Linked DNA regions of Homo sapiens: region 2 is linked to region 1. The links are chromatin contacts, found by Hi-C or POLR2A ChIA-PET in ENCODE. All regions are on one chromosome and are shown on one strand. Each heading gives the region's core, a stretch centred on a gene start or an enhancer-like site at or near the end of the contact. The rest is flanking DNA. Distances are from core to core; before and after follow the strand shown. Region 1 holds the start of ZNF566 (zinc finger protein 566). Region 2 holds the start of ZNF875 (zinc finger protein 875).

Region 1 (5,599 bases), core at 2,212-4,711:
CAAAATAACTGGCCAGTACTCTTCAAAAGTGTCAAAGTCCTAAAAGATAAAAAGGATTAAAGAACACTCAAAGATGGAAGGAGACTAATGAAACAATACAATTCAATGCAGGACCTTGGATTGGATCCTGAAACAGTAAGAAAATTTAGCAAAATTTGAAAAAGGGCTCTAACTTAATTAAAAGTCTTCTATCAGCATAAATTTCCTGGTTTTCATCATTGCACTGTGGGCACCTGCAGAGTATCTGCAAATTCCTTATACTATGTTCACAACATGAAAATAAAATTTTAGGCCAGGCATAGTGGCTCACACCTGTAATCCCAGCACTTTGGGAGGACAAGGCAGTTGGATCACCTGAGATCAGGAGTTTGAGACCAGCCTGACCAATATTGTGAAACCCTGTGTCTACTAAAAATACAAAATTAGCTGGCCGTGGTGGCGCAAGCCTGTAATCCTGGCTACATGGGAGGCTGAGGCAGGAGGATTGCTTGAACCTGGGAGGTGGAGGTTGCAGTGAGCTGAGATCATGCCATTGCACTCCAGCCTGGGCAGCAAGAGCGAAACTCTGTCTCAAAAAAAAAAAAAAAAAATGAAAGAAAGAAAGAAAAGAACATTTTTAAAAAATTTACGAAGGGGAAAATGGACACAAAAAAGAAGATATACAAATGGCCAGTAAACATACAAAAAGGTGCTGAACATCATTTCACATCAAGGAAATACAAATTAAAACTATGATGAGGCTGGGTGCAGTGGCTCACACTTATAATCCCAGGATTTTGGGAGGCTGAGGCGGGCGGGAGTTTCACATGGTGAAACTCTGTCTCCACTAAAAATACAAAAATTAGCTGGGTGTGGTGGCACGCACCTGTAATCCCAGCTACTCGGGAGGCTGAGGCAGGAGAATGGCGTGAACCCGGGAGGCGGAGCTTGCAGTGAGCCGAGATTGCGCCACTGCACTCCCGCCTGGGCCACAGAGCGAGACTCCGTCTCAAAAAAAAAAAAAAAAACAAACCAAAACAAGACAAAACAAACCAAAACAAAAACCTATGATGAAACTGCACCACACAACCAATAAAATAGTTAAAAGACTAACCATACCAAATTACGGAGAGGATATGAAGCAACTGGAACTCTCATACATTGCTGGATGGAGTGTAAACTGGAACAACCACATGAGAGCTTCGTAGTATCTATTAAACATTAGCCTACCCTATGATCTAGCAATGCCACTCCTAAGTATTAACCCGGGAGAAAAGCCTTCATGTGTTCACCAAAAACACAGCAGAGTGTTCACAGCTGCAGCATCATTTGTAACAGCCCCAAATTGGAAGCTACCCAAATATCCATCAACAATGTAATCGACTAATATACTACAATATATCCCCAGTATAGTGAGAGCTAAGTACAATTACACTGAACAACATGAATGAATTTCACAAACATAATATATAACAAAAGAAGCCTGGCATAAAACAGTACATGCTGCATAATTGCATATATACATGAAGTTCAAGAATGTGTAAGACAGCCAGATGCACTGGCTCATGCCTGTAATCCCAGCACTTTGGGAGGCCAAGGTGGGCGGATCACCTGAGGTCAGGACTAGCTTTGCCAACATGGGGAAACCCTGTCTCTACTAAAAATACAAAAATTAGCCGGGTGTGATGGGTGCCTGTAATCCCAGCTACTCAGGAGGCTGAGGCAGGAGAATCGTTTGAACCCAGGAGGCGGAGGTTGCAGTGAGCCAAGATTGCATCACTGCACTCCAGCCTGGGTGACAAGAGCAAGACTCTGTCTCAAAAAAAAAAAAAAAAAAAAAAAAAAGAATGGGTAAAACTAGTTAATGATAGAATTCTGAATAGATTGTGTGGGGGAGAAATTACTGAGAAGTGGTATGAGGGAAGCATCTCAGGTCCTGGCAAAGTTCTTTGTATAGATCTAAGAGTGTTACACAGCTGTACACTTAAGATTTGCACACTTTATATAGGCTCTATGTATCTATTGACAGCCTCCTGCTCTGTTGCCCAGGCTGAAGGGCAGTGGTATGATCATGGCTTCCTGCAGCTGCAAAGCACTGGGCTCAAGCGATCCTCTCATCTCAACCTCCTGAGTAGCTAGGACTTATAGGTGCCAGCCACCATGCCCGGCTAATTTTTTATGTATGTATGTATTTATGGTAGAGTTAGGGTCTCACTATGTTGCCCAGGCTGGTCTCCAGCTCCTGGCCTCAAGTGATCCTCTCACCTTGGCCTGGCAAAGTGCTGGGATTACACGCATGAGCCTCCACACTTGGCCTACAAAAATTTTTTTAACTCTTGGAACTATGCTTTGGTAGGGATATGGAGCAATAAGATATTTCAAACATTGCTGTTCAAGTACAAATTTGTGCAGCCACTCGGGTATATATTTTGACACTGTTTAGTAAAGTGGAAGATATATGAACCGGCAATTCTGCTGGTAAATAAACTCAAGCATGTGTACCCCATGTGAAAGAATGTGGCTGTGTTGTTTATAAAATGAAAAGCTATAAATAACTAATAGGGCATCATTACTAGAAAGGATGAATAATTGTGGTATACTTCAGAAGGGAGAATATAGCAAAGAAATTGAATTAACCGCGATTTTATCTAATAGGGATGATTCACAGAATTGTAAAAATAAACCAAAGACAGTATGACAACATTCATATAAAGTTTTAAAACGGGGAAAAACTGGAGTATAATGCCTAGAGAAGTATACGTAAGTGATAAAACCTCACACTGTGTGACTTACCCTGCCACACAAACCTGATCACACTCCCACCATGGGGACATTCAGCTACAGACAATCCACGCCCAAAGCAACAGGGTCGCACACGCAGGGCCTCTATCGGTCACATAAGCACAAGTGCACGCTTACCGAGGAGGCAGTCACAGTCACAACCACATTGTCACAGTCGGCGCACACCTGTACCGGGTCACAGTCACGATCACACATTAACCACAGCCACACACACAGATAGAAACATGCAGTTACTCGCAGGTATCCCCACCTGAACTCTGCCGCACACAGTCACACAGCATATAGTCGCACACCACTACGGGGACAAACGCAGTAACACTCAACCAGGCACAAGCTCCCCACAGCCGCACACACAATGCCGCACGTGGTCCTGCTCCCTCTCACACACACACCAGCAGCCACAGTCTCCGAGGCCGTGCTGCACACGGTGTGAGCGTTGGAAACACACTCATCACAAGGGCAGCCTGTCACAATCGCGCGATCATTCACCACACACCTCCACACAGACGCAAGCGCACGCTTTCAATCTCACCTCCACCGCCGCACAAAGCCGAGGCTTGGCCCCCGGCCCCGCCCTCTCCCGGGTTTCTCACCTCAGGCCTTACCAGCTTTCGAAGCAGCAGAACCCTCCCCGGCACTGGGGTAGTTGCTGGTAAAGCCCTGAGGGTCCCGCCAGCGCGTGAGTTGGAAGCTGAATTACCGCGAGAAGTACAGTCTTGCCGAGGAGACCTCTGGGAAGCGTAGTCAGAGACGTATCAAGGCCGGACAAGATGGTTCCCGATCGTCAGAATTCCTGTCCGCGCCTTGCGTCAGCCCCGCCGAAAGGATCGCCCCCCCTAGTCAAACCGCTCGCGCCCCAGAGGCCTCATGGAGTCCCGCCTCAGGCTCGGGCCTTGGCCCCCAAAGAAAGCCACTCCGACGTGTTTGAGATGGGCTTAGTTCCCGGACCCGTCCTACTGCCCCCAGGCGCTGGACAGCCTCAGAAAGAGGACAAGTCTGCATGGAAAGATAATCGCACAACTGAGCCTTCTGGGAGATGTAGTTCGGAGCTGGGAAGGCGGTTGGACCCTCCGAAAGTCATCTTAATTGCTCTCACAGATAAGCCGGTGCTGGGCTGCCGGCCTGAGTACTGTGCGCCCAGAGTGCGCAGGCGCAAACATCCTGGGTTGCTGTTTTGGCCTCTTTGTTCGGGCGTGAATTTTGTTTATTGCTCCTTAGTGCAGAGGGGTTATGGGACCAGAGGTTGTGAGACTCAGAAGTGGTTGGGGACGCAGAAGGGGTGTAGACCAGGAACCTGCGACCTGATGGGGGGAGGTCGAAGGGAAAGGAATCGCCAAACGTGGGACAGGTTTGGAGAGGCAGAAAGAGAGGAGTCTGAAATTGCAAAGGGCAGGTGTTATTCTGACTTCTGTGTGCTTTGTGATAAATGAGTGGGGCAGGAAGTAAGAGGAGTTTCACTTTCTCCTTCTGCAATTATTTGTGTACTTGGACTAAGTGTATCTCATGGCCAGTATTTGACTGCTTTTGACCTATAAAGGTATTGTATACACAGTCATGCATAGTTTAATAATAAGGATATATGCTCTCCCCACGGTCTCCCTCTCCCTCTCTTTCCACGGTCTCCCTCTGATGCCGAGCCAAAGCTGGACTGTACTGCTGCCCTCTCGGCTCACTGCAACCTCCCTGCCTGATTCTCCTGCCTCAGCCTGCCGAGTGCCTGCGATTGCAGGCGCGCGCCGCCACGCCTGACTGGTTTTCGTATTTTTTTGGTCTCCACCAAACACAGGGTTTCGCTGTGTTGGCCGGGCTGGTCTCCAGCTCCTAACCGCGAGTGGTCCGCCAGCCTCGGCCTCCCGAGGTGCCGGGATTGCAGACGGAGTCTTGTTCACTCAGTGCTCAATGGTGCCCAGGCTGGAGTGCAGTGGCGTGATCTCGGCTCGCTACAACCTCCTCCCAGCCGCCTGCTTTGGCCCCCCAAAGAGCCGAGATTGCAGCCTCTGCCCCGCCGCCACCCCATCTGGGAAGTGAGGAGCTTCTCTGCCTGGCCGCCCATCGTCTGGGATGTGAGGAGCCCCTCTGCCTGGCTGCCCAGTCTGGAAAGTGAGGAGCGTCTCTGCCAGGCCGCCCATCGTCTGGGATGTGGGGAGCGCCTCTGCCCCGCCGCCCCGTCTGGGATGTGAGGAACGCCTCTGCCTGGCCGCGACCCCGTCTGGGAGGTGAGGAGCGTCTCTGCCCGGCCGCCCCGTCTGAGAAGTGAGACCCTCTGCCTGGCAACCGCCCCGTCTGAGAAGTGAGGAGCCCCTCCGCCCGGCAGCCGCCCCGTCTGAGAAGTGAGGAGCCCCTCCGTCCGGCAGCCACCCCGTCTGGGAAGTGAGGAGCGTCTCCGCCCGGCAGCCACCCCATCCGGGAGGGAGGTGGGGGTCACCCCCGCCAGGCCAGCCGCCCCGTCCGGGAGGGAGGTGGGGGGGTCAGCCCCCCGCCCGGCCAGCCGCCCCGTTCGGGAGGGAGGTGGGGGGGTCAGTCCCCCGCCCGGCCAGCCGCCCCGTCCGGGAGGCGAGGGGCGCCTCTGCCTGGCCACCCCTACTGGGAATTGAGGAGCCCCTCTGCCCGGCCAGCCGCCCCGTCCGGGAGGGAGGTGGGGGGGGGTCAGCCCCCCGCCCGGCCAGCCTCTCCGTCCGGGAGGTGAGGGGCGCCTCTGCCCGGCCGCCCCTACTGGGAAGTGAGGAGCCCCTCTGCCTGGCCACGACCCCATCTGGGAGGTGTACCCAACAGCTCATTGAGAACGGGCCATGATGACAATGGCGGTGTTGTGGAATAG
Region 2 (5,599 bases), core at 3,100-5,599, 850 kb after region 1:
CCTGATGTCTTCCATGCTAGGGACAGGAAAGGCTCAACACTTGACTTTCCCTCCTGTTTTCTTAGCCACTGTCAACCCTTGAATGTACCCTCCAGGGTTGCCTGTCACCTTTTACACCTAGCCTGATCCTTGTGCACCCACTTTCCTCTCAGGGACTGTCCTTAGGGAGTGACTTTATGCACAGACTTAATGTGCTCTTCCTGCCTCCTTCATCCCCATAAGCCCCCATCTCAGCCCCATCTGATTATTTCCTCCCTCTCTCATTTCCTGTTATTCTGTTGGTTTTCTAACCTGAAGGGTAACTGCTTACTCCTTAGTTTTCTGCCTTAATTTCTAAGTCATAGGCTACTTTCAGGCTAAAAGTTTTCCTCCAGCCATGGTTTTAGTCTCATTCTGTAAGTCTTGGTTTTTAGTTTTATTCATTTAAAATTAATCTTTAATAACTTTTTTGACTCATTGGTGACAGAGTAATTCCCTCTCTTCCCACCACACCACCCTCTGTCCCCAAGATTCTGGAAGTTTGTTCTTCCCCTTTTGTGATCATTGTTACTTAAAACTTTGAGTTTTTCAAATTAGAAGTTTCTTCTATAAATGTATATAGAGCTTGGCTGGGCGTGGTGGCTCACGCCTGTAATCCCAGCGTTTGGGAGGCTGAGGCGGGTGGATCACGAGGTCAGGAGATCGAGACCATCCTGGCTAACATGGTGAAACCCGATCTCTACTAAAAATACAAAAAAATTAGCCAGGCGAGGTGGCAGGCGCCTGTAGTCCCAGCTACTCGGGAGGCTGAGACAGGAGAATGGCGTGAACCTGGGAGGCGGAGCTTGCAGTGAGCCGAGATGGCACCACTGCACTCCAGCCTGGGCGACAGAGTGAGACTCTGTCTCAAAAAAAAAAAAAAAAAAAAGTGTATAGAGCTAATAACTCCTTGCTTTTTTTTTTTTTTTTTTTGAGAGTCTCGCTCTTGTTGCCAAGGCTGGAGTGCAATGGCACAATCTTGGCTCACTGCAACTTCTGCCTCCTGGGTTCAAGTGATTCTCCTGCCTCACCCTCCCAAGTAGCTGGATTACAGGCAGTGGCCACCACGCCCATGTGGGGAAAAGCAAGAGAGATCAGATTGTTACTGTGTCTGTGTAGAAAGAAGTAGACATAGGAGACTCCATTTTGTTATGTACTAAGAAAAATTCTTCTGCCTTGAGATTCTGTTAATCTATAACCTTACCCCCAACCCCGTGCTCTCTGAAACATGTGCTGTGTCAACTCAGAGTTAAATGGATTAAGGGCGGTGCAAGATGTGCTTTGTTAAACAGATGCTTGAAGGCAGCATGCTCCTTAAGAGTCATCACCACTCCCTAATCTCAAGTACCCAGGGACACAAAAACTGCAGAAGGCCGCAGGGACCTCTGCCTAGGAAAGCCAGGTATTGTCCAAGGTTTCTCCCCATGTGATAGTCTGAAAGATGGCCTCGTGGGAAGGGAAAGACCTGACCGTCCCCCAGCCCGACACCCCCAGCCCGACACCCGTAAAGGGTCTGTGCTGAGGAGGATTAGTAAAAGAGGAAGGAATGCCTCTTGCAGTTGAGACAAGAGGAAGGCATCTGTCTCCTGCCCGTCCCTGGGCAATGGAATGTCTCGGTATAAAACCCGATTGTATGCTCCATCTACTGAGATAGGGAAAAACCGCCTTAGGGCTGGAGGTGGGACCTGCGGGCAGCAATACTGCTTTGTAAAGCATTGAGATGTTTATGTGTATGCATATCTAAAAGCACAGCACTTAATCCTTTACATTGTCTATGATGCAAAGACCTTTGTTCACGTGTTTGTCTGCTGACCCTCTCCCCACAATTGTCTTGTGACCCTGACACATCCGCCTCTTCGAGAAACACCCACAGATGATCAATAAATACTAAGGGAACTCAGAGGCTGGCGGGATCCTCCATATGCTGAACGCTGGTTCCCCGGGTCCCCTTATTTCTTTCTCTATACTTTGTCTCTGTGTCTTTTTCTTTTCCAAATCTCTCGTCCCACCTTACGAGAAACACCCACAGGTGTGTAGGGGCAACCCACCCCTACACGCCCAGCTAATTTTTGTATTTTTAATAGAGATGGGGTTTCGCAATGTTGGCCAGGCTGGTCTCGAACTCCCGACCTCAGGTGATCTGCCCACCTTGGCCTCCCAAAGTGCTGGGATTACAGGCGTGAGCCACCATGCCTGGCCAACTTCTTGCTCTTTTTGCCACTACTTTTAAGCTGATATATTTGGAACTGAGGTAGCCTCATTCTACAGGTTTAGATCTGAAGTATTTTAACTATTGCTTCTTCCAGTGTATTTTCTGGTTTGCAGGCCAGTTTCTTCTTTAACTCATCAGTGACACAGTGGTTTGTATGGCTTTTAATTTCAAAGAATATTTTTTCAATTTGCTTTTTTGTTTTTTGCTGATTTTTATCTATGCTAATTTTAACTAGACATGTTCCCTTGATGGGCATGACTAGATTTTTTCTTCCCCACTGCGTTTATAATTTAGATGGATTTTCACATCTCAAGCCAGTTAAGAGTGTGGAAAATAGGACTCCTTAAAGCACAGATAATGACAAGTGGTTCAGATTTACAAGGGTAACTCAGGTGAGAGTGTATCATTGTACTTGGCACACAGCACTGAGTAACTATCACCTTTCATTTAAATGAATGCAGCTGTAAATGCTTTCCTAGATGTCTTGTTGATGTTTGTTAATTTCTGTAGAGTTTCATTCTGCCCCTTTCACTGTTTATCACTTGATCCTTATCACTTGAGAGTCCCCTTATTACTTGACCTGCTGTTACATTATGTTTGATTTATTACAAATACCCCATCAGCCTGGGTCTCTCTTTACTCCCTTTGTACACCTACATCTAAACATAGTGATTTGGATTATCTCAGGATCCCACATCCTCACTGTACCCCCACCCCCACCCCTACCATATCTTTCTTAAGTTTTCTAGTCCCTGCTTTTCATTTGTGCTTCTTAAATCCCAGCCCCATGCCTGACTGTGGTTCCCACTGAGTTCTGTGACAAGCATTCTACATTTATAGATATTAAATCTTTGGCCGGGTCATTTACCTGGGCTGGAATAGGGCTCTCGGCTGATCCTCCTTCCTAAACACCCTCTCAATGGGAGAGGCTGATACCCAACATGCAAACCTTGTTTTTTACTTCTCCAGGCAAAGGGATGTTGGAAGACATTCTGGAGGGGGTAGGGTGTGAAGATTTACAAATAATCTTTGAATATCTGCTTCATGATAGGTCTTGGAGGTGCCTTGTGGGTGTGGCTTTGGAGGGATGGTTACGAGGAAATTGTGGATATTAAGGAAGTCAGGAAAGGAAAAGATGACTCACTGACAATTCAACAATTGTCCTAAGGGACTTTCTGGCTGCTTGATGCCCTAGAAGCCAGGCCCTCACTTCTGTAAATGCTGGGGACTGTGGATACAGAATTTAAAGGGTCACCAAAAAAACTCAGTAATCAAGATAAACAATATTTTAATGTAATATCTTTAAAAATAAAATCAATGCAAAAAGAAAACACCCCTGTTGAACAAAACGGTCAGACTTATGCCTCCTTTCCAACACCGCCCCACCTCCACCCCACCCTCCGGAAGTTTCCTCCAAGCCGCACCTGTACCCCAGCCTCCAATAAAAACCTCGGGAATTTCCTGATCAAGCTTCGGATCCCCACCACCACCAGGGGATCTTTTGCTGTTCACCCCAAGTTCAGTCTGCATCCCCTAAAATCCTAGGGACACGCGACCAGTCTCCCCCATCTGCATTCCGGGAGTTTGCCCCAAACCAATCCTGCTCTCCGCGAAAATAGCCTTGGGGTTCCCTGTCCTGGTACACCCTCCTACTCTAGGGGACAAAGGGCCGGTGTCGCCTCCAAACTGGTGGTTCCCGCAGAGCATCGTCTCTCCCTGAGCCGCGTCTGTCCCGACCTGGCACCTGCTCAGGGAAGGGCGCATCAGGGCGGAGACTTGCGTAGTGAGCTCAGCTCACCCGCACCTTGAAGGTCAGCGCACACTGGCCACCCGCAGAGCACCGGGACCACATTTTGCAGAATCCTTCGGCAGTCCCGCGATGCCTTCGCGGTCAGCAGATCTCATTGGTTTACAGAGAAACTTGTCAACGTCACTTGGGCATCTTAAGAGTGGGTTCGTAAACTTGGTTGTGTGCGCTGTGCAGATGTCAGTCACCCTGTGTGGTGGGCAAAGCCGACTTCTCCGCCTCTGTAGCTCCGAAACTACAATCCCCAGAGGCCTCTGCGGTCACTTCCGCTCCCCTCCCTACCCTTCAGTGTGTAGCGTTGACGTCAGAAACACTTCCGGTCGGTGGCCCAGGCGCGTTAAGCTGGTTGGGACCCGGGAAGGCCTCCCTCTTAAGGTCTTTCCCACACCTCTGCACCTTGTTACCTGACTTTCGGCTTCAGGATCCGCAGCGTGCACCCGCGTTCCGTGAGTGCCCTATAGGCAGTCAGCATGCCCCTCTGCGTGTCCCTGTGTTACGGGGACGCCGGCTGGGAGCCGCAGAGCTATCTCAGAACTAGGGCGCTCTCCTTTGGGCACCTCCAGGCCATTTTCCTTTCATTCGAGCCCACAGGGTTAGAGATAAACCCTCACTCCGTTGCTTGGGGACAAGGGCTTCACTCCCTGTCCCGAGCTTGCGGCTGAGCTTGAGGGTGGCTGGGTCATCCTGGCCCCCCACTGGATGGGAATTGGCTGCTCTGGTGATTTCTGTGACATCCCAGACCCCAACTGTGGGGCTCTGGAGCGGACTGCGCTTCACTTCGTGGGGAGGGTGTTTCCACCTAGGCCACTCTTATTTCTCTTCACATCCCCAGATCTGTCTTCTGAGACTTTGCCCTTCTCCAGGAAGAGCACTCAGGAGACCAGGAAAATGGCCACAGGGCTCCTGAGAGCCAAAAAAGAGGTGAGAATTAACTGTAATTCTATCTTGGCTGTCAACAGAATGGGTCCCATTACCTTTTCTTGTCCTGGAGGCTGCCTTGTTGGTATTGGGCAAAGTCATTCCTAGCCCTAGTCATTCCTAGTCCATAGAACAAGGAGGATTTTGATATAGTCTTGTAGAGCGTCCGATTCTGTCGCTGTTCAGGGCGCCACTTGTAACCTGCACGGACCTGGTGGACTGAACAAAAGGAATAAAAGACAAGAAACAAAAAAGTATATTTGGAAGAAGGGGTCGGGGGCACTTTGTCTCTAGTGGACAAGGGCCCTGAGCTTTACACAACCCTCCCGTATTTATTGGTAAAACAGATAACAAGTTAGGGGGTGGTGATTGTCAGGTAATTGTCAGTTGGCCGTTTGGTTCGCAATTGCAAGACTGCATCCTTCCAACAATAGGCGCTAGATTTCCTGGTAGATCACTTCAAGGAGCCAGGCGCCAGGCAGTGATGGCTCTCAGCACATCTTTTGGTGGCAGTGTGCGTTTGCTCACATCCTGCATTCATGATAAACAGTTTACCGTTTAATCATATAACCTCCAGTGGAATGCTGAGTTGGTCACAATCCCTTTGGTCTTTTCGGCTCCAAACATAGTCTGACCTGAATTTT

The links. A loop is a pair of places that touch in the nucleus more often than their neighbours do. ChIA-PET counts read pairs that join two places held with the same protein, here RNA polymerase II (POLR2A). Pooled maps may share reads with other maps.
Region 2: a loop to region 1 is called in a pooled map, with 6 times the contacts of the local background. The contact joins the promoter of ZNF875 here to the promoter of ZNF566 in region 1. A Hi-C loop is called at or near these places in 9 of 50 pooled maps. POLR2A ChIA-PET finds 5 or more read pairs at or near these places in 5 of 52 experiments (A549, A673, T-cell and 1 more).

The regions. Positions count from the first base shown.
Region 1 is chr19:36,486,100-36,491,698 of GRCh38, forward strand. It overlaps ZNF566 (zinc finger protein 566), which reads right to left and starts at 3,462. Exons shown (of 5, transcript NM_001145344.1): 1 at 3,387-3,462. ZNF566-AS1 (ZNF566 antisense RNA 1) reads left to right here and starts at 3,528. Exons shown (of 1, transcript NR_036504.1): 1 at 3,528-4,941. RefSeq lists enhancers at 2,558-3,445, 2,752-2,831, 3,392-3,951, 3,446-4,331.
Region 2 is chr19:37,330,300-37,335,898 of GRCh38, forward strand. It overlaps ZNF875 (zinc finger protein 875), which reads left to right and starts at 4,350. Exons shown (of 5, transcript NM_001353803.2): 1 at 4,350-4,483; 2 at 4,870-4,958. The coding sequence starts at 4,926. RefSeq lists enhancers at 3,357-4,299, 4,095-4,204, 4,300-5,241, 4,415-4,514.